2 separate regions of the Homo sapiens genome follow, and region 1 is linked to region 2. A link is a loop called in an ENCODE intact Hi-C map of the cell type or tissue named here. Cell type or tissue: sigmoid colon. All regions are shown on one strand. Links, peaks and the distances in the headings refer to the core of each region. The heading gives the core; the rest is flanking DNA.

What was found. Peaks named below come from ENCODE experiments on the same cell type or tissue, not always from the same donor. Only the 100,000 strongest peaks of a DNase experiment are listed, where the experiment ranks them.
Region 1: it touches region 2 in a loop (3-fold over the local background); 5 of 110 quality-filtered maps call a loop at or near these places.

The regions. Positions count from the first base shown.
Region 1 is chr17:19,723,229-19,733,859 of GRCh38, reverse strand. No RefSeq gene overlaps it. Among named protein-coding and RNA genes, the nearest start is that of SLC47A2, 12 kb to the right of the region's middle. In sigmoid colon, for the core only: no CTCF peak of the experiment used is centred there; DNase peaks (open chromatin) are centred at 5,649, 6,189 and 8,884; H3K4me3 peaks cover 421 bases; H3K27ac peaks cover 3,183 bases.
Region 2 is chr17:19,501,859-19,512,489 of GRCh38, reverse strand. It overlaps TRW-CCA2-1 (tRNA-Trp (anticodon CCA) 2-1), which reads right to left and starts at 4,309; the gene lies at 4,238-4,309. RefSeq lists enhancers at 1,601-2,222, 6,411-7,010 and silencers at 4,577-4,656, 4,737-4,786, 4,897-4,956, 5,027-5,196. In sigmoid colon, for the core only: no CTCF peak of the experiment used is centred there; DNase peaks (open chromatin) are centred at 3,969, 4,419, 5,029, 6,079 and 1 weaker place; H3K4me3 peaks cover 1,945 bases; H3K27ac peaks cover 1,891 bases.

The DNA.
Region 1 (10,631 bases), core at 1,178-9,177, 220 kb before region 2:
TTATATTTTTAGTAGAGGCAGGGTTTCACCATGTTGGCCAGGCTGGTCTCGAACTCCTGACCTCAAATGATCCATTCACCTCGGCCTCCTAAAATGCTGGGTTTATAGGCATGAGCCACTGTGCCCAGCCTGAAATTACCTGATTTTAGATGACAACAAGCTTCATAGGATCCCGCTGTGGGATAAAACAGCCCAGAGGTTTTAAACCATATTAACCACAAAGACAACATCCTAATCAAAGACAGTGTGTCCTGTTGTCCTCATGCATCCCAGGTAAGGGCCCCACAGGTAATGCTCTGATAAATGACAGTTGCCCCCAGCCGAAGGTGGGAGGAAGAGGAGCCTTGGCTGGCACATGCTGGCTTCTCACCTTCACCTTCACCCAATGCACAATGCACCCACTACACCCACTGCACAATGGCCCTGTGCAGTGAGGGTGTGAGCTCATTTGTTGAAATTTATTTATTTTTATTTTTTATTTTACAGACAGGATCTCTCTCTGTTGCTGGAGTGCAGCGGCACAAACACGGCTCACTGTAGCCTCGAACTCCTGGGCTTAAGCGATTCTCCCCCCTCAACCTCCCCAGTAGCTGGGACTACAGGTGTGCACCACCATGCTTAATTTTTAATTTTTTGTAGAGACAGGGTTTCACTGTGTTGCCCAGGCTGGTCTTGAACTCCTGGCCTCAACTGATCCTCCTGCTTGAGCCTCCCAAAGTACTGGGATTGCAGGCGTAAGCCACCACACTGACTCTATTTATAGATTAGGAACCTGAGGTTTAAGAAGCAGTGTCACTAGCCAAGGTCTCCGGGTGCCAGCCACAGGTGCCACAGCTCTGGGGCATCTGGTCTTCTCTGACATCACAGAGCCTCCTCAAAACCTTTGCATCAGGAGCTATTGACGCAGTTGGAAACATTCAGAATGGAGGAGAGAAAGCTAAGGGTTCCCAAGGACATTATCTGCACTTTCCAAACTGAAGAATTAGAGCAGGTGGGTGAGAATCATAATCACCTCTTTCTCCTCTTCCTCTTCTTTTCATCCTCGTCCATCTCCTTTTTCTATGTGTTGTTAGTATGACACAATTTACAATATTACCTACTTTATTCATAATGCCCCAAGTCTGACCTTTTCTGAACTAATTCTATTTCCAAATTAGATCTCAATTTAAAATAAAACAGCAATTTAAAAAAATTGGTCTAGTCCCAACACCATGATTTAATCTACTGTTTTTTCTTTCTATGACATGGATTAAGGAATGGGCTGGAAAAAAATATTTGCCCAATTATGATTCAACCTTTCCACATAATTGCTATTGTCCAAAACATAAAGACCAAGGATAATCGCAACTCTCGTGTCACCAAGGAGAGCAGGTGACATTTCCGGATTGCACATTGCAATCCATGCCATGCTATGCATGGTGCACAGAAGGGGGCCTACTTCTGCCCAGGAGCCACAGCCATAGCATGCCATTGTTGAGTCCATTGATTGCTCCTGGTGTTTAGATTCTCAGATTAAAAAAAAAATGTATGTAATCCCAGCACTTTGGGAGGCTGAGGCGGGCAGATCATTTGAGGTCAGGAGTTTGAGACCAGCCTAACCAACATGGTGAAACCCCTTCTCTACTAAAATACAAAAATTAGCTGGGTGTGGTGGCAGGTGCCTGTAATCCAGCTACTCTGGAGGCTGAGGCAGGAGAATCGCTTGAACCTAGGAGGTAGATGTTGCAGTGAGCCAAGGTAGCATCTCTACACTCCAGCCTGGGTGACAGAGTGAGACTCTGTCTCAAAACAAACAAACAAAAAAACAAAGCAAAACAAAAGAAAATGTAGAGTCTCTCCCAAACAGGAAACTAAAAGGCAAAGTCTCAAGCCATAAAAGGCTTCCGTCTCTGTTGCATTGCTGATGCCCTCTGTCTCCTGATGTTCTAGAGCAGAAGGGAAGATTGCGCCCACCTATGGGTTCCTCCAGCAGGCAGTCGTGGCGGGGACTGCGCTCGAGGAGCTCACCTTGATGGGAGCGTCTTCGGCAGGACCTGCAGGGTTATGCGGCAGGAACAAGTTAACCTCAGAATGGCGGCGGCTACAGAGGAGGTTGGGGGAGCTCTGCTCCACAAGGTCAACCAGAGAGGAGCTGACAGAGCCTTCACCATCTCAGTGCAGGGCTAGGGGTTCACCAAAGCAGGGAAGGGAGAACTGGAGAGGCCACCCCAGATCACCTCCACTCATAGCCCACTGGCCAGGACCACAGCCCAGAGCTGAAAGGGTTCTGGGAACTGTGGAGGAGCAGTCGTTATTTGTTGAGCAGCAAATGTCCCTGCTGCATGGACAGAGAAAGACAATAAACACAGGAATAAAGTGACATGAGAACTACCCTACAAAGCCAGGCCACGCCATGCAGGTCATGAGGGGTGTGCTGGTGTTTAGAGACCATTGGTTGAGGACTTGCCTGAGGGAAAGGTAGGGCACGGGCCCCTGAGCTCCAACCCTGACCTGCAATGACTCTTGTCCCCTCTCCCCCAACTGCTGCCATCCAGGCAGTTCCCACACCATCTGCCTTGAATGTGGGGCCCCCGGCTCCAGAGCCCTCACTGCTCTGCCGGGACTCCCCTCTACTCCTTGGCCACCTCTCTGCTCATCCCACTTTGGGGTACTCAAGGCTGAGCGGGTGACATTTCCCGGATCCCAATCTGTCAGGATGATGTTGAAATAGCAGCAAACTAAGATTCAAAAAGTTTAAAAAAGGAACTTCACCAGCTCACACTCCAGAAGGCTGCAGGGAGGACTGGTGCCAGGCTTGGACTCAGCTCCGCCTCTGCTGTGGGCCAGCCCTGCCCAGGGGACAGCAGGGTGGCTCCTTCTCTGAGTCCCCTTCTTTCCCAAAATTTCTCTGGAGTCACCTTGAGTGGCTGGACTGACTGCCTGGACTGAGCAAGCGTGGCAAACACTGCTGTTGCCTGTGCAAATCTGTTCCTCCTCCCTCATTGTTAACAGAATTCAATTTTGAAAATTTCTTTAAAAATGATGATGCTTAGGATCCTGAGATTTTCATCCTATGTTCTAGGCTAGAGCCAGGGCATCACTATATCTGGGTTATATGTTATTTGTTTGTTTTTTGTTTTTTGTTTTAGACAGAGTCTCACTCTGTCACCCAGGCTGGAGTGCAGTGGCACAATCTTGGCTCACTGCAAACTTCACCTCCCGGGTTCAAGTGATTCTCCTGCCTCAGCCTCCCGAGTAGCTGGAATTACAGGTGTGTACCACCACGCCCAGCTAATTTTTGTATTTTTAGTAGAGATGGGGTTTCACCATGTTGGTCAGGCTGGTCTCGAACTCTTGGCCTCAAGTGATCCACTCACCTTGGCCTCCCAAAGTGCTGGGATTACAGGCGTGCACCACCACGCCCAGCTAATTTTTAGTAGAGTATTTTTAGTAGAGATGGTGTTTCACCATGTTGGCCAGGCTGGTCTCAAACTCCCGACATCAAGTGATCTGCCCGCCTCAGCCTCTCAGAGTGCTGTGATTACAGGCACCTGCCCGGCCCCTCAGGCCTTTTTTGTAAGGGCACTAATCACCTCCCAAAGGCCCCAAACTCCTAATACCATCACACTGGGGACAAGGATTTCAACACCTGAATGCTTAGGGGGACACAAACATTCAGATCATAGCACCAATAAAAACAGATGCACAAGAAAGGGCGACCCCTCTCCCGCCAGAGAGTGGCATGTCTGGTTGTGAACTTGGAATGCACAGCCATCTTGTGGCCATGAGGACAGCCCTGAGGCGAGGCCGGCGGGCTGAGACCGGCTTAGTAGGGAGATGATGCCCCTGGGCTGCTCTGGGATGTGAATGAGCTGCTGGAGCTGCCTTCCCTTTAACAAATTTTCTTTTCCTCAAGCCATTTTGCCATTTTGAAGCATTTCCCATTACTTACATCTGAGAGCCTCTTATCTCTCCTCCTCTTACCGCTTGGTGTACTCCTTGTTCCAGTGTCTCCTGAACAGGGCGGGCTTGTTCTCCTGAGACTTCTGCTTAGACCTCCCAGCACCTCCTCCCTCCAAGTCTCTTCCTCCCCAGGACTGCAGGGCGTCAGCAGGGCCTCCAGACTGTAGACACCCGCGCAACGCCAGTCTTTGTGCAGATCCCTGCGCACACACACCACCCACCTGAGGCCACCCTGCAACTGTGAAAGTCAAGAACTCCCTGTCGGCCGGGAGCGGTGGCTCACGCCTGTAATGCCAGCACTTTGGGAGGCTGAGGCGGGCGGATCACTTGAGGTCAGGAGTTTGAGTCCAGCCTGGCCAACATGGTGAAACCCCGTCTCTACTAAAAATACAAAATTAGCTGGGCGTGGTGCTGCACACCTGTAGTTCCAGTTATTTGGGAGGCTGAGGCAGGAGTATCGCTTGAACCTGGGAGCTGGAGGTTGCAATGAGCCGAGATCTTGCCATTGCACTCCAGCCTGGGCAACAAGAGCAAAACTCCATCTCAAACAAACAAAACCTTCCTGTCATGGGCTCAATCCAAGGGAAGCTGGGACTGGGAAGCTGGCACTGCCATCACCACTGTAACTGCTTCTTGACACTCACAGAAGCGGCTGCTGGATAAGAGATCACTAGTGCAGGAAACCCAGCAACCAAAGCAGCCAACTCTTTTTTTTTTTTTCTTTTTTTTGAGACAGAGTCTCCCTCTGTCACCCAGGCTGGAGTGCAGTGGCTTGATCTCAGCTCACCACAACCTCCGCCTCCTGGGTTCGAGTGATTCTCCTGCCTCAGCCTCCCCAGTAGCTGGGATTACAGGCGCCTGCCACCACGCCCGGCTAATTAATTTTTTTTTTTTTTTAGTAGAGACAGGGTTTCAGCATGTTGGTCAGGTTGGTCTCAAACTCCTGACCTTGTGATCTACCCTTCTCGGCCTCCCAAAGTGCTGGGATTACAGGCGTGAGCCACCGCGCCTGGCCCGAAGCAGCCAACTCTCACACAAGTGCATCTGAAGTGCAGAACTTCATTCTTCCCTGGAACCCTGCCCCAGGGGAGTCTGGGAAATGTGGGTTTTAGCTGCTGCTGCATAGAGAGCTGTGAGCAGGAGGTGGAAGGGAAGCTGAGGGCCAAGTGATCGATCATACCCAACCATGTGAACGTGGGTGGCTGGCCCACCCCCGGGCCTATCTTTCAGCTACTAATTGGTTACCTCAGTGTTTGCCTCCTAGGGTTGGTGTGGATTAAATGAGATTGTGCAGGTAAAGCACTTGCGCCTAATCGGGGGCTAATGAATATTAGTTCTTATTATTTCCAATACTTTTTCCTTCTAGCTCTGTGGTTCTCCAAGCCTGAGCTGCTCAGACCTCTGAAATGGGCCCCAGAGGTCACTGGAGAGTTTGCAGAAGGTTCAGAAAGAATAGTCCTGAGAGGGATGACCCAGGCCCCTGCCTGCCTGGACACACCACTGTCTGCGCCCAGGCCTCTCTCTCAGCTATGCCAAGCAGCCGCTGATTCTCCAGCCAAGGGTGTTATATAAGCTTCATCTTTTCCTTTGTTTACAGGAAATTTTGAAAACACCAACTGGGCTTGGCCTGAGCTCCTTCATTCCTAAAGGCAACAGAAATTGTTTGGGCAGGAGAGGCAGCCACACGCAAAGCAGCTGCCCTGGCACAGGGCCAGGCCTTGCAGGACAGGCAGCTGCTGGCAATCGTGAGGTCAGGCACTCTTGTCGTTCAGGGCCAGGATCTGCGGTGCCTGGGGGAAGCCGTGTACTTCTGGATGTGCAGCTTTCACCCACACCCATTGGGCCCTGCCTTGGTTTCCCTGCCTGATGCTGCAGTTCTCTGCCATGATGGCAGCTCTCCACCCTGCCAGACCCTGCCTCTGGGAGGCCTGGGATGACCTGGGAGCACTTTCTAGGGTTCTGCCAACAGCTCAGACAGATCTCAGCCTCTTAGCAGAGCAGGAGGAGTAGGAGGCACCTCAGCCTGGGTGGGGTGGGAGGACAAGGGCAGATGGGAAGGAGATATCCCCTCTTCTCTGCTTTGACCCACGCTTCTAAGTGGACAGGTGGGGGAAAGCTCACACCCTTCGTTTCCTCACATGACAATGGGGCTGTGCAGGTGCCAAGCTTCCCGAACAACTGCCTTGCCCATCCTAGGAAAGTTGCCTAGGCCTGGTCCCCGGGAACTGCTTTAATGGAACATCTTCTATTTGAGCCAGGGCCAGACATGATCTCACAAGTCCTCATGTGATCTGCTGGGAAACAAATGTTTGTTGCTGGTAACTTGTGCTTGAGCAAGACAACAGCTCTCTGTTTCCCAAGGCTTGTATGCCTGATAGAAGTTTACAGGGTAGCTGACTGGTAGAAATTGGCACCAGGAGTAGAAGTTTCTACCAGAAATTCCCAACTGGATTTTCTACACCTTCCCTACCTTGGGAAGGCAAAGGGGTGAGGACAGAGAGACCTAGCCCCGGCTAGACACCCTGACAGTAGGAAGGCTGGGCCTTCCTGACCATTCTGACACTGAGTTCTTTTTCAGGCCAACAGTTGCTAGACAGACAGAAAAAAATATTTTCTTTCTAGTTCTGCTCCTAAACCTGTGCTCACTATGATGTAAGTTGGAGAGGTTTTTCCATAAGCACACATACTGTTACTCCTCTATCCAGTGTCCATGGCAGACATTACAAGTTGATCACCGCACTCTTGTTTGCTTTGCTGAATCCGCTGAATTCACAATATAGCAATGCAGTACAACAGAGTAGAACTGGCAGGCTGGAGAAAAGCTATCTGTCATCCCAGATGAAGTAGAAAGGATGTGCACTTGGATAGGAGACAGACTCAGCCTCATATTCTGAGTCTGCCACTTTCTAGCAGTGTGACCTTGGGCAAGTACTTTCTTTCTCTGAGCTTCAATCCTGTCATTTGTAAAATGGGAATAAGTATATCTGCCTGAAAAGGTTGGCATTAAATGAGATTAAATGAGATGTGTCTCGTGCTGCACAATTAGCACATAATGGAGGCTCCGATTCCTACATATATCATTACATCATCACATACACTCCTACACACCATTCAGACGTATTCTGTGGGGAATTTGTAGAAATGAAAATGCTAAACGCCAAGCCAAAGTTTTCTTTCCAAGCCAAAGGAGTCATCTTCTCCTTCTCCCCCCCCTCCTCCTCGTTCTCCTCCTCTTACTCCTTCTTCAAAAATATTTGTTATGTAACAAAATGTGTTATGCAGATTATTTAACCTACTTAAGAAAAGAAACCTGAGAACTTTTACAGTGTTCATTGATATATAAGTAATGTCTGGGCTACTTACAAATGAGTTTCATCTAGTCTATGTCTTTAAGACATCAGGAGCCAAGGACCCAGAATTTTAGCATGAAAGAAAAAAGGACCATAACATTGGATAAATGTCTACTAGGTTCCAGACACTTACATCTATGTTAGCCTATCTCCTTCTTGTACCAATACTGTATGTCAGGTTTGTTTTTATTTGTATTTTAATCGTGATAAAATACACACAACATAAAATTTACCATCTTGGCTGGGTGAGGTAGCTCACACCTATTATCCCAGCACTTTGGGAGGCCCGGGGCGGGTGGATGGATCATTTGAGGTCAGGAGTTCGAGACCAGCCTGGCCAACATGGTGAAACCCTGTCTCTATTAAAAATACCAAAATTAGCTGGGTGTGGTGGTGCACGCCTGTAATCCCAGCTACTTGGGAGGCTGAGGCAGGAGGATCGATTGAATCCAGGAGGTGGAGGTTGTAGTGAGCAGAGATCACGCCATTGCACTCCAGCCTGGGCGACAGAGACAGACTCCATCTCAAAAAAAAAAAAAAATTACCATCTTACCCGATTTAAGTGTACAGTTCAATAGTTAAATACCTTCACATTGCTGTGCAAGCAGTCTGCAGAACTCTTTTCATCTTGCAAAACTGAAACAATTTACACTTTAAACAACTCCCACCTTCTCTCCAGCCCCTGACAACCACCATTCTACTTTCTGTCTCTTGGAATTTGACGACTCTAAGTCCCTCAGGTAAGTGGAATCACACAGTGTTTGTCCCTTTGTGTCTGGCTTATTTCATTCAGCAAAATGTCCTCAAAGTTCATCCATGTTATATGTGGCATCTGTCAGAATTTCCTTCCTTTTTATGGTTGAGTAGTATTCCGTCATATGCATGTACCGCATTTTGGTGACTCACGCATCTGCTGATGGACACTAGGGCTGTTTCCACCACTGGCTGTAGCGAATAATGCTGCTGTGAACATGGGTGCACAAATATCTTTTTGAGTCCCTGCTTTCAGTTCTTTTGGGTATTTATGGAAATGGAGTTGCTGGATCATATGTAATTTTATTACAAGGAAGGAACAAACTAAAGAGAGTAAATGACTCGCCCAAGGTCAACACAACGAAAAAGTGGCAGAATCAGAATGTAATCCAAGTCTATCTGAAGTGAGCTTAAATTATGTATTTCCTTTCTCTCATTCCAGTTGGGTTAAACAAACAACCTCACGAAGGGCGTGCAGGTATGAGGAGCAGGTGGGGATGTCCTCTTTCCCCGCAGGCTAACATAGGTCTGATGGGTCAAGAAATGGCCTGCTGGGTGGTCTGGAAGCCCCCCTGGCCCTCAGGCTAGGGGTCTGCCTCCTAGCAAGGCCCACGAGGAAGGATGGTAAAGCCAGGCTTTGTTCAGTGGGGTCAGTATGAAGACAGTGAGGTTGTGGATGGGGAGATAGCTGAAGTGGAGACCTCCCGACAGGCCTCACACAGTCAGTCAGGGGTCACGGGTTAGGAGGAACAGATGCCATTCAAACCGTCTCAACTTGAAAAAAAAAAAAAAAGATTGGTCCATCCTGGGAGAGGTGTCCAACCCCCTGCGGCCCGCGCGGAGGCTGTCACGTGGCACACAGGACCACGCCTTCCAGGCCGTGGGCAGGGCCTGTCCGGGGGTCCAGTGTGGGGGCCACGCGTCCTGGGGAGACCTGTGCAGCCCCCGAGGGCAGGGTCCACGGGGAGCGGGTGGGCGCGCTCGCCGCCCCTGAGGGGCTGGCTGACCGGGCGGGGCGTTCCAGGCGGCGGATGTCCCCCGCAGGCCTCGGTATCCGCGCCACCCGCGCCGGAGGCTGCTCTGAGTTAGGACCTGCGGTTAGAGAGAGGCCAGTCGAGTGCTGCGGTGCCAACGCCTGCAGCCCGGGCTCGGGCTTCCTGTTTGCGCGCCCTGGCGGTGTCACGTGCGTGGGCGAAGCCTCGCTTTGACCTCAAAAAGCCCGGTGTTTCATGCCAGCCGGTCTCCGCCCGATGAGGACAGTGGAGTTAAGAGGGATCCCTGCGGCTGGGCACCCAAGTCCCCAGCGCCTGCTCCCTGGACCGCACCTGGGCTGGCTTCACAGACCCCGAATCCTCCCCTTGGCGAGGGCTGACCAAGTTGGGAGGGGATGGCGGGGATAAGCAGTATCAAGTCACTGAGACCTGACAGCCCTGCCAGTGCCTGGAAGGGTAACCTCAGGGACAAATAGGTGTAGAGCCAACAGTAGCCAGGCTCAGTAGCCCACCCATATCAGGCAGTCCTAGGAGAGTCAGGACATGCACCTTTTAATTTGAGAAGTAACCATTGAGCACAATGGCACTGCACCCCTCCATCTTTGCCAAGGACACTAATTGGGATCAAGTCTGGCAGCAACATGCTGAGAAGCTGGGCCCTGCCCTAGCCCCAGGGTGAATGTGTCCAGACCTGTGGCTCTCAGCGCCAGCTGCACATCAGAGAGGGAGGTTTAGAAGAATGCCTGGCAAATGATTCTCTGGTGCCCAAAGTCAAAGCAGTGGCTACCCTTGGTAAGGGACAGTGACTGGAAGGGGAAACCAGGGGGCTTGGAAGCCACCAAAGTTCTGTTTCTTGATCTGTCTGCTGGTTACTCAAGTGCATTTATTTTATGAAAATCCAAGGAGGTGTACACGTGCACAGTTTTCTGTATAAATGATATACTTCAATAAGAAGTTAAAGAAATCAGGCGGCCGGGCGCGGTGGCTCACGCCTGTAATCCCAGCACTTTGGGAGGCCGAGGCGGGTGGATCATGAGGTCAGGAGATCGAGACCATCCTGGCTAACAAGGTGAAACCCCGTCTCTACTAAAAATACAAAAAATTAGCCGGGCGCGGTGGCGGGCGCCTGTAGTCCCAGCTACTCGGGAGGCTGAGGCAGGAGAATGGCGTGAACCCGGGAAGCGGAGCTTGCAGTGAGCCGAGATTGCGCCACTGCAGTCCGCAGTCCGGCCTGGGCGACAGAGCGAGACTCCGTCTCAAAAAAAAAAAAAAAAAAAAAAGAAATCAGGCAAAAAAACCCCAGCTGTCTGGGCCAATTTCCGATCAGAATGTCTGGGGCGGGCCCTGGATAGCGGTTTTTTCTTTTTTCTTTTTTCTTTCTTTTTTTTTTTTTTTTTTGAGGAGGGGCGAAAGCTTCCTAAGTGATGATAAAGTGCAACTGGTTTAAACCCAAATTTGCCACCCAGGGTTGCTGCCAGAGCTCTCAGGCCCTCATTTGGATGAGGCAATGGAGTTTCTTTCAGCGCAATGTTCAGGCTCTGGGACTCCTGCTGGAAATTTGCCAGGGCCCAGGGCTTGGGGTGGCAGCTCCCCA
Region 2 (10,631 bases), core at 1,023-9,022:
CCATGTTGGCCAGGCTGGTTTCAAACTCCTGACCTCAGGTGATCCACCTGCCTTGGCCTCCCAAAGTGCTGGGATTACAGGCATGAGCCACTGCGCCCTGCCAGATCTTTATTTTAACATTAATATTGGTCCCTTGTACCTGAATTCCAAAGGGAGAAGGGTATCATGAGGCATGTAGACTCCTCTTCCCATCATGGCTTGAACTAGATTTTCAGGTTTGGAATGTCTTTGGCTGAGGAGGGGGCAGAGGTAGGGAATGGGGCGTGTCTGCCAGTCAGCTGGAGAGCTTAGACATTTTTATTTTACTATTTTGTATTTATTTTATTTTGAGACAAGGCCTCGCTCTGTCACCCAGGCTGGAGTATAGCAGTATGATCATGGCTTACTGCAGCCTTCACCTCCTGGGCTCAAGCAGTCCTCCCACCTCAGCCTCCTGAGTATAGCTGGGACTACAGGTGCATGCCACCACACCTGGCTAATTTTTTAAATTATTATTTGTAGAGATGAGGTCTTTCTATGTTGCCCAGACTGGTCTCAAACTCCTGGGCTCCAGCGATCTTCCTGCCTTGGTATCCCAAAGTGTTGGAATTACAGCTGTGAGCCACCACACCTGGTCAGAATTTTATTTTTGGTTTACAGAGTAATGGTGAACACAACGCCAGCGTCTATGGTGTTTGCCATGTGCCAGGCACTGTTTGAAGCTCTCTGTGTTCACTCATGCAGTATGAACTCTAATCCATTCACCGAATTCTCTTATTTGCCCTGTAAGGTGGGGACAATTATTATTCCCATTTTACTGATGAAGAAGTTGGGGACTGAGAGGTTAAATAAACTGTCCCAGGCCACACAACTAATCAGGGCAGGAGTCAGGATTTCTGGCCAGGTCCTCTCACTGTAGGCTGGAACATTTACTACTATTCTTTATTGTTTGTTGCTTCAAAATAATAAAACACAGGCAAAAAGATTGTTTAAAAAATCTGTTATCTTGTCACCCAGAGATCATTATCACTAACGTTTTGGCGTGTTCCTTTCTAGTCCTGTGTGAGTGGGAGTCTGTGGGTCCCTGGCATTCTGTCTGTTTTATGCAAATGGGACCTTCCAGTTCTGTAGTCCGCTCTGAACACTTTTTGCCTCTATTCCCAGCCACTGTCAGTTTTGTGTATCCTCTGGAGCACGAACTAGGCTGAGATCACCCGGTTTCTTTCTGACACTCAGCTTCTAGAGTTCTCTCTCCCACAGGCAGCTCCAGGGAATGAGGTCGTGAGGACTCTTCACCCAGGCCTGGCCAGGCAGTGTCCCCGGGGCTGAAGTCCCCGCTGAGGGAGGCTGCCCCTCCTCTGAGGTGGGAGTGGGGCTGACGCTGAGGAATTTCTCATGTTGAGTATCAAGTTCAGATGGCGCGTGGGAGGAACAGAAGGTGGGTTCCAGATCTCGGCTTGTGCCGCTTAGCTCTCCAGCTTTGGTGACATGTGCTCAGGCTTTAGCCCATTGAAGGAACAGATTCTGATAGGAACATTCTCAGTTCTGAAGCCCAAGCTCATTCCTCCCCTCTGGAGCCAAGGATGCCAGTATGTGGTGTAAACTAAAAATCCTAGGTTCCCCAGGCCGGGCGCGGTGGTTCACGCTGTAATCCTAGCACTTTGGGAGGCCGAGGCGGGTGGATCACGAGGTGAGGAGATTGAGACTACCCTGGCTAACACGGTGAAACCCCGTCTCTACTAAAAATACAGAAAATTAGCCAGGCGTGGTGGCGGGCGCCTGTAGTCCCAGCTACTAGGGAGGCTGAGGCAGAAAAATGGCGTGAACCCGGGAGGCGGAGCTTGCAGTGAGCTGAGATCGCTTGCATCCCAGCCTGGGCCACTGAGCGAGACTCCGTCTCAAAAAAAAAAAAAAAAAAAAAAAATTCCTAGGCCCCCCAAACAACGGAACGGACCCCTCCTCTCGGCCAAGCGCAATTCTAAAGTAAACCTGAAATACGAGTTCAGGCCGTGGTGGGAATGGGTGGTCGTGTTTCCTTATACCTTCCTCCCTTTGGAATTCAGGCACAGTTGACCAGCACCAATTTTAAATAGAGACCTTGGCCTGGCGTAGTGGCTCATGCCTGTAATCCCAGCACTTTAGGAGGCGAGTGGATCATCTGAGGTCAGGAATTCGAGACCAGCCTGACCAAAATAGTGAAACCTCATCTCTACTAAAAGTACAAAATTAGCCAGGTGTAGTGGTGCACCAAGCCTGTAATCCCAACTACTTGGGAGGCTGAGGCAGGAGAGTCGCTTGAACCCAGGAGGCGAAGGTTGCAGAGATCCTGCAGCCTGGGCAACAAGAGGGAAACTCTGTCTCAAAAAAAAAAAAAAAAAAAAAAAAAAAAAAAAAGAAAAGAAAAAGAAAGAAACAGAGACCTTAAGACTGACTTTTCGTAGCAATAAGATACTAACGTGACAGACAGCAGGCCCTAAAAGAAATCAAAGAATTTTATACCAAAACATAATTCCTTGACTTTTTTTTTTTTTTTTTTTTGAGACAGAGTTTCGCTCTTGTTTCCCAGGCTGGAGTGCAATGGCATGATCTTGGCTCACCGCAACATCTGCTTCCTGGGTTCAAGCGATTCTTCTGCCCCAGCCTCCTGAGTAGCTGGGATTAAAGGCATGTGCCACCACGCCTGGCTAATTTTGTATTTTTAGTAGAGATGGGGTTTCTCCATGTTGGTCAGGCTGGTCTCGAACTCCTGACCACAGGTGATCCGTCCAGCCTACTTTTTGTTTTGTTTTGTTTTTGAGACAGGGTCTCACTCTATTGCCCAGGCTGGAGTGCAGTGGTGTGATCATGGCTCACTGCAGCCTCCTGAGCTCCTGGGCTCAAGTGATCCTCCTGCCACAGCCTCCTGAGTAGCTGGGACCACAGCAGTGCACCACTACTTCCGAGATGGGGTCTCACCATGTTGTTCAGTCTGGTCTTGAACTCTTGGGCTCAAGAGATCCTCCCTCCTGGGCCTCCCAAAGTGCTGGGATTACAGGCATGAGCTACCATGCCTGACCCTCTATTTTTATAATACGGTTGAGCAGTTTTCAATTTGTATATTTAGTCATGACTGACCACATATTTTGAATCACCACAATATTCCATTTTATTCTTTTTTCAACTCAGTCTAATCTGCTGTTAAATATATCCATTGTGTTTCTAACTTCAAGTATTAAATCTTCCATTGCTAGAATTTTGTTTTTAGTTATTTACACATATATTTTTATTGTTTATCGTTCTCTAGTTAACTTTTTGGTCTCCTCTTTTATTTTTTGAAAAAGATTAAACATATCCATTGGGTATTCAATATCTGATAATCTCCATACTGGAATCTGTGGATCTGATTCTGCTGTTTTTGCAAAAACAGTGGACAGCAGAATCAGCTTCACAGACTTTATTTTCCTTTAAAATGTATTATGAGTAAATTTCGACTGGGACTTTATATGTGGGAAAACTAAAAGGCCTGTTGTGAGGATGTATTTCTCTCAGAGAGAATTTACCTCAACTTCTGCCAGCATCTGTGGGGTATCCTAACCTGGGAAACTATAATTTCTTGGCCTGGGGCTTTTGGACCACGCAGGTGGAGAGAATTCAGACCTGAACATCATGTTTCGTAACATTAGATCCTATGAACCCGCCAACCAGATATCATACATGGTAACAACTGTTAGACAACATTGAAGTGAATATCCAGGCCTTACGGCTGTGGCCGAATCATAGACCTGCTGAGAATGAGGTGTCAATTCAGGTGTCAGAGAAAGGACCACCAGAGAGATCATCACTGAGACTAGGAATCCCTGAAAGTGCGGCAGACAAAAAAAGAGAAGTTCAAGGCAGGCAGGGAGAAGACGGAGATGCAAAAGACACCAGTCCTTAGGGTGGGGAACCCACTTCCGGGAAGCGAGGGACCCCTTCCAGGTGAGAGCCCAGGTGAGTGGGGGGCGGGCAGAAGTGGGCGTGGGAGTGGCGGGCGGGGCGCCCTCCCTGCGACACGGCTGGGTGGCTTCCGGCTCCCTCGCGGTTCGCTCGGAGGGTTGGTGCTGCCCCTCCCTCGGAACGGAACGGCGTTTTTATTCCCAGGGAAAGGAAAAAGAAGTTGCTTTCCGTTGCGTTGGAAGGACAACATATCTTGCAGGGGGCTTAATTTCTCATTTATGACTTTTATTCCGCTCTTTCCAATCCTCTACAATTAAGAAAGAAAAAAAAAAAAACCCAACCTTGACCCCGACGTGACTTGAACACGCAACCTTCTGATCTGGAGTCAGACGCGCTACCATTGCGCCACGAGGTCACACCAAAGTGGTGACTCCGCATCGCTAAAGACCTCGTTTCTGCAGTATGGTTCTAGGGCTGGGAGGCTAAGGAGGAAAGACGCCCTCTTTCCTGAATTCCAGCACCAATTCAGAGCGCTAGCGAGTGTGGTTTCTCCGGTGCGGGAACACAGACGCGCTGGAGCATCCCAGCCTGAACTGCGGCGCCGCAGCGGAGCAGCCACCCGGCGGCCGAGACTCGGGCTCCGCCTCCTCCGCGTCGCGTAGTGACCCGGCGAGGGGACGCCGGGGTGCGGGGACTGGCACCGGGGGGTGGGATTAAGGAGATGCCCAGGAGGAGGCCCAGGATCGGGGGGATCCCTGGGCCATGGGGATTCTGGGAGGGAGCGAGGGGACGCAGGGGAGAAGGGGACGCAGGGGAGAAGGGGACGCCGGGGCGGACTAGGGGACGCGGGGGTGGGTGACTCCGAGGAGCGGTGAGGACGCCGGGGGTTAGGGGTGAGGAGATGTCCAGGGGAGGAACGAGGGACTAGAGGAAGCCCAGAGGGCAGGGGGACCCCGGGGTAGAAGGGACTCTGAGAGGGAGCGAGGGGACGTCGGGGCGGGGGTGGGGACGCGGGTGGAGGAGGGAACGCCGAGGAGGGAGGTGGGTTGACTCCGGGCGGGGCTGGGGACGACGGGGCCTGGCTGGGGGCGGCTGGGCGGCCGTCAGAGGCGTTCGCGGTCGCCGCTCGCCGGGTGCCCTGCCTCCTGTGAAGCGGCGACGTTGTCGTCGGGAGGCGGCAGGAACCCGGCGTGGCGGCCGAGAGCGGATGGCGGCGCGGGGGACGCGGGGGCGCGGGGCTCGGGGCTCGGGGCTGCTCCTTTCTCCTCTCCTCTCAGGGGACAAGCGCGGGGGTGCGGAGGGCGACGCCCACGGCCAGGAAGCACCTTGCCAAAAAGACTTGGAAAATGCCACATTTCTTTTAATTTTTGAGACAGAGTCTCGCTCTGTTGCCCAGGCTGGAGTGCAGTGGCGCAATCTCGGCTCACTGCAACCTCCGCCTCCCGGGCTCAAGCGATTCTCCTGCCTCAGCCTCCCTAGCCTCCCGAGTAGCTGGGATTACTGACGCCCGCCACCACGCCTGGCTAATTTTTTTTGCATTTTTAGTAGAGACAGGGTTTCTCCATGTTGGCCAGGCTGATATTGAACTACTGACCTCAGGTGATCCGCCCGCCTAGGCCTCCCAAAGTGCTGGAATTACAGGCTTGAGACACTTAGCCTGGCTTTTTTTTTTTTTTTAGACAGGGTCTTGCTGTGTTGCCCAGGCTGGAGTGCAGTGGCGCGATCTCGGCTCACTGCAACCTCCGCTTCCCGGTTTCAAGCGATTCTCCTGCCTTAGCCTCCCAAGTAGCTGGGATTACAAATGCGTACCACTACATCCGGCTAATTTTTGTATTTTTACTAGAAATGGGGTTTCACCATGCTGGCCAGGCTGGTCTCGAACTTCTGACCTCAAGTGACCTGCCCTCCTTGGCCTCCCAGAGTGCTGGGATTACGGGCTAAGCCACCGCGACTGGCCTGTGCATGGTTTTAAACGGCTCATTGTCCACTTAAGACTCCGGGCTCTTGTGGGAGTCTTGTGGGAGTCAAGTCCCTGATTTGAACAGTACTTTCTTCTTCCTATTAAATAAGAAAAATAAAACAGTGAGTGAATGCTTTTTTTTTTTTTTGGATGGAGTCTTGCTCTGTCACCCAGGATGGAGTGCAGTGGTGTGATCTGGCCTCATTGCAACATCTGCCTCCCAGGCTCAAGCGATCCTCTTGCCTCAGGCCCCCACTTAGCTGGGATTACAGGTGTGTGCCACCATCCATGGCTAATTTTTGTATTTTCAGTAGAGAAGGGATTTCACCATGTTGGCCAGGTGGTCTGGAATTCCTAGGCTCAAGTGATCCTCCTGCCTGGGCCTCCCAAAGTGCTGGGATTACAGGTGTGAGGTACTGCGCCTGGCCAATAAGTGAGTGAATAAATTTTTCAGTAAAAAGGCTAGTAAATAGGCCGAGCGTGGTGGCTCATGTCTGTAGTTCCAGCACATTGGAGGGACCAGGAGGGAGGATTGCTTGAATCCAGGAGGTCGAGGTTGCAGTGAGCCATGATTGCACCACTACATTCCAGTCTGGGACAGAGCGAGACCCCGTCTCAAAACAAAACAAAAAACCTTATTAAATAAGAAAGATAAACTCTCCTGGTCTGTTGAAGAACATGAAGCATCAATCTTAATTCAATAAATACAACACTGTGGGGAAAAGCAAGAGAGATCAGATTGTTACTGTGTCTGTGTAGAAAGAAGTAGACATAGGAGACTCCATTTTGTTCTGTACTAAGAAAAATTCTTCTGCCTTGAGATTCTGTTAATCTATGACCTTACCCCCAACCCCGTGCTCTCTGGAACATATGCTGTGTCAAACTCAGGGTTAAATGGATTAAGGGCGGTGCAAGATGTGCTTTGTTAAACAGATGCTTGAAGGCAGCACGCTCCTTAAGAGTCATCACCACTCCCTAATCTCAAGTACCCAGGGACACAAACACTGCAGAAGGCCGCAGGGACCTCTGCCTAGGAAAGCCAGGTATTGTCCAAGGTTTCTCCCCATGTGATAGTCTGAAATATGGCCTCGTGGGAAGGGAAAGACCTGACCGTCCCCCAGCCCGACACCCGTAAAGGGTCTGTGCTGAGGTTTAGTATAAGAGGAAGGCATGCCTCTTGCAGTTGAGACAAGAGGAAGGCATCTGTCTCCTGCCCGTCCCTGGGCAATGGAATGTCTCGGTATAAAACCCGATTGTACGTTACATCTACTGCGATAGGGAAAAACCGCCTTAGGGCTGGAGGTGGGACATGTGGGCAGCAATAATGCTTTGTAAAGCATTGAGATGTTTATGTGTATGCATATCTAAAAGCACAGCACTTGATTCTTTACCTTGTCTATGATGCAAAGACCTTTGTTCATGTGTTTGTCTGCTGACCCTCTCCCCCCTATGTCTTGTGACCCTGACACATCCCCCTCTCGAAGAAGCACTCAAGAATGATCAATAAATACTAAGGGAACTCAGAGGCTGGCGGGATCCTCCATATGCTGAACGCTGGTCCCCTGGGCCCCCTTATTTCTTTCTCTATACTTTGTCTCTGTGTCTTTTTCTTTTCCAAGTCTCTCGTTCCACCTAATGAGAAACACCCGCAGGTGTGGAGGGGCAACCCACCCCTTCACAACACCCACAGGGCTTTATGCCTTTTAGAAAAGAAAAGATCTGGCTGGTGCGGTGGCTCACACCTGTAATCCCAGCACTTTGGGAGGCCTAGGCGGGTGGATCACCTGAGGTCAGAAGTTGAAGACCAGCCTGGCCAACATAGTGAAACCCCATCTCTACTAAAAATACAAAAAAATTAGCCTGGCGTTGTGGCGGTGCCTGTAATCCCAGCTACTCAGGAGGCTGAGGCGGGAGAATCGCTTGAATCCGGGAGGCGGAGATTGCAGTGAGCTGAGATTGCGCCATTGCACTCCAGCATGGGCAACATGAGCGGAACTCCATCTCAAAAAAAAAAAAAAAAAAAAGAAGAAGAAGAAGAAAGAAAAGAAAAGAAAGAAAAAAAGGAAAAGAAAGATCTGGCCAGGCCAGGTGGCTCACGCCTATAATCCCAGCAGTTTGGGAACGAGACCCTGTCTAAAAATAAAACTTTTTTTTTTAAATTTTGTATTTATTTTTGAATCAGGGTCTTTGTTGCTCAGGCTGGAGTACAGTGATGTGATCACAGCTCACTGCAGTTTGAACGCCTAGGCTCAAGTGATTCTTCCACCTCAGCCTCCTGAGTAGCTAGGATTACAGGTGCACAGCACCACACCCATCATTAATTAAAAGTTAAGTTTTAACTTTTTTGTAGAGACAGAGTCTCACTATTTCGCCCAGGCTGGTCGTGAACTCTTGGCCTCAAGTAATCCTCCTGCCTCAGCCTCCCAAAGTGCTGGGATTACAGGCATGAGCCACTGCACCCAGCCTCCACTGTGTTTGGACACCTGCTCAGATCTGTGGCTGCACCTGTGATGTCCTGGCCCCCTATTTTCCTAGGATATGGAACCAAGCACTGTCTTGTGTTCTATGACAGAGGTAAGACATTAAACTACAGTATAGCGTTGTGATCAAATGAAGAGATTAGATCAAGTGACTTATGCAGATGTGGCTAAAGGGTCCCTTTAAAGACTAGGACTCTGGCTGGGCATGGTGGCTCACACCTATAATCCCAGCACTTTGGGAGGCTGAGGCAGGCAGGTCGCTTTAGGTCAGGAGTTCAAGACCAGCCTGGCCAACATGTGAAACCCTGTCTCTATAAAGCAAACAAATAAATAAATAAATAATAAAGACTAGGACGCTACTTACCAGGGCAAGGACTAGGAGTGAGGCAAGCATGCAGTTGTGCAGGGTGGAAACCCATCTTATGTAAAATTTTGATACTTTGTTCATCAGAGATTTTTGCACTAATTTTTACTTTTGGAAATATTAAATATTTTAAATGTCTTGATTGCTGAGTGTTTTGACAGCTCTTTGAATTATGCACCTGAGAGAGTTACATAGCGCCTCACCCTCCTCCCAGCTCTGCTGTTGCCCAGAAATTGTAAAGAATTGCTTCCTTATTTTAGAGTTTGTATATGCAAACACTAAACCTTATTTTTTTATTTTTTTTATTTTTTTGAGACGGAGTCTCGCTCTGTCGCCCAGGCTGGAGTGCAGTGGCGTGATCTCGGCTCACTGCAAGCTCTGCCTCCCGGGTTCATGCCATTCTCCTGCCTCAGCCTCCCAAGTAGCTGGGACTACAGGTGCCCACCACCGAGCCTGGCTAATTTTTTATATTTTTAGTAGAGACGGGGTTTCACCGTGGTCTGGATCTCCTGACCTTGTGATCCGCCTGCCTTGGCCTCCCAAAGTGCTGGGATTACAGGCATGAGTCACCACGCCCAGCTAAACCTTATTTAACAACAACAACAAAAAACTTCTGTAGAATATAGAAAATTGACAAATACAAACTAGGATAATTACCAACATTGGCAAGAATATGTGGAAATAAATATTGTCATGCAAGATGGGAAAAGCACGTATAAATTGGAACTTGCTTTTTGGATTATAATATGACAAATGTTTTTTAGATGCTTTTGTCTAGACATTTCTATTTCTAGAGAATATGTACTAAAGAAACAAGGATAAATGCAAAGATATGCCTTCAAGATTGTTTTCATAAAAATTGTGTTTATAATCATGATGCCTCAGAGCATCTTGACTGTCCCGTTGTACAAATGCAACCTAGATTTCCAGGGCATGAGGCCGGGAAGCTGACCCTCGTGAGAGCTGGCCCCTATGCATGAACATACAAGGCTCCTGGAGTAAAGAGGTATGACAGTGACGACTCAGAGTGACTGTTGTGGAGGAGGCGGAAGGACGCAGGGGTTACGCCACAAGCACATTATGAGTGGGGCTGCCTCATCACTGAGAAAAACACGCACAGCTTGGTTTCCTGGTCTCTGCTTAGTTTAGTATCATCTCACACCTAGGTGACTGGTGGGTGTTTTTGTGTTTGTTTTTGAGACAGAGTCTCACTATGTTGCTCAGGCTGGAGTGAAGTAGCACCTTCGTGGCTCCCTGAAGCCTTGAAATCCTAGGCTCCAAGGGATCTTCCTGCCTCAGCTTTCCAAGTAGCTGGGACCATGGCCACCATCCCCAGCTAATTTTTTTTTTTTTTTTTTGAGACAGAGTCTCACTCTGTCGCCCAGGCTGGAGTGCAGTGGTGGGATCTCAACTCACTGCAAACTCCACCTCCCGAGTAGCTGGGATTACAGGTGCGCGCAACCATGCCCGGCTAATTTTTGTATTTTTAGTAGAGATAGGGTTTCACCATGATGGTCAGGCTGGTCTCAAACTCCTGACCTCATGATCTGCCCTCCTCGGCCTCCCAAAGTGCTGGGATTATAGGTGTGAGCCACCATGCCCGTCTGCCTGGCTAATTTTTTAATTTTTTTGTAGAAACAGGGTCTTGCCATGATGCCAGGCTGGTCTTGAACTCCTGGGCTCAAGCAATCCTACCCCCTTGGCCTCCCAAAGTGCTGGAATTGCAGGTATGGGCCACCATACCTGGCCCAGGTGTATTTGTTAGTCAAGACAAAGTCTTTACTTTTTTTTTTTTTTTTTTTTTTTGAAACAGGGTCTTGCTCTGTTGCAGGGCTGGAGTGCAGTGGCACGCTCATGGCTCACTGCAACCTCTGCCTCCCGGGCTCAAGGGATCCTCCTGCCTCAGCTTCCCAAGTAGCTGGGACTACAGGTG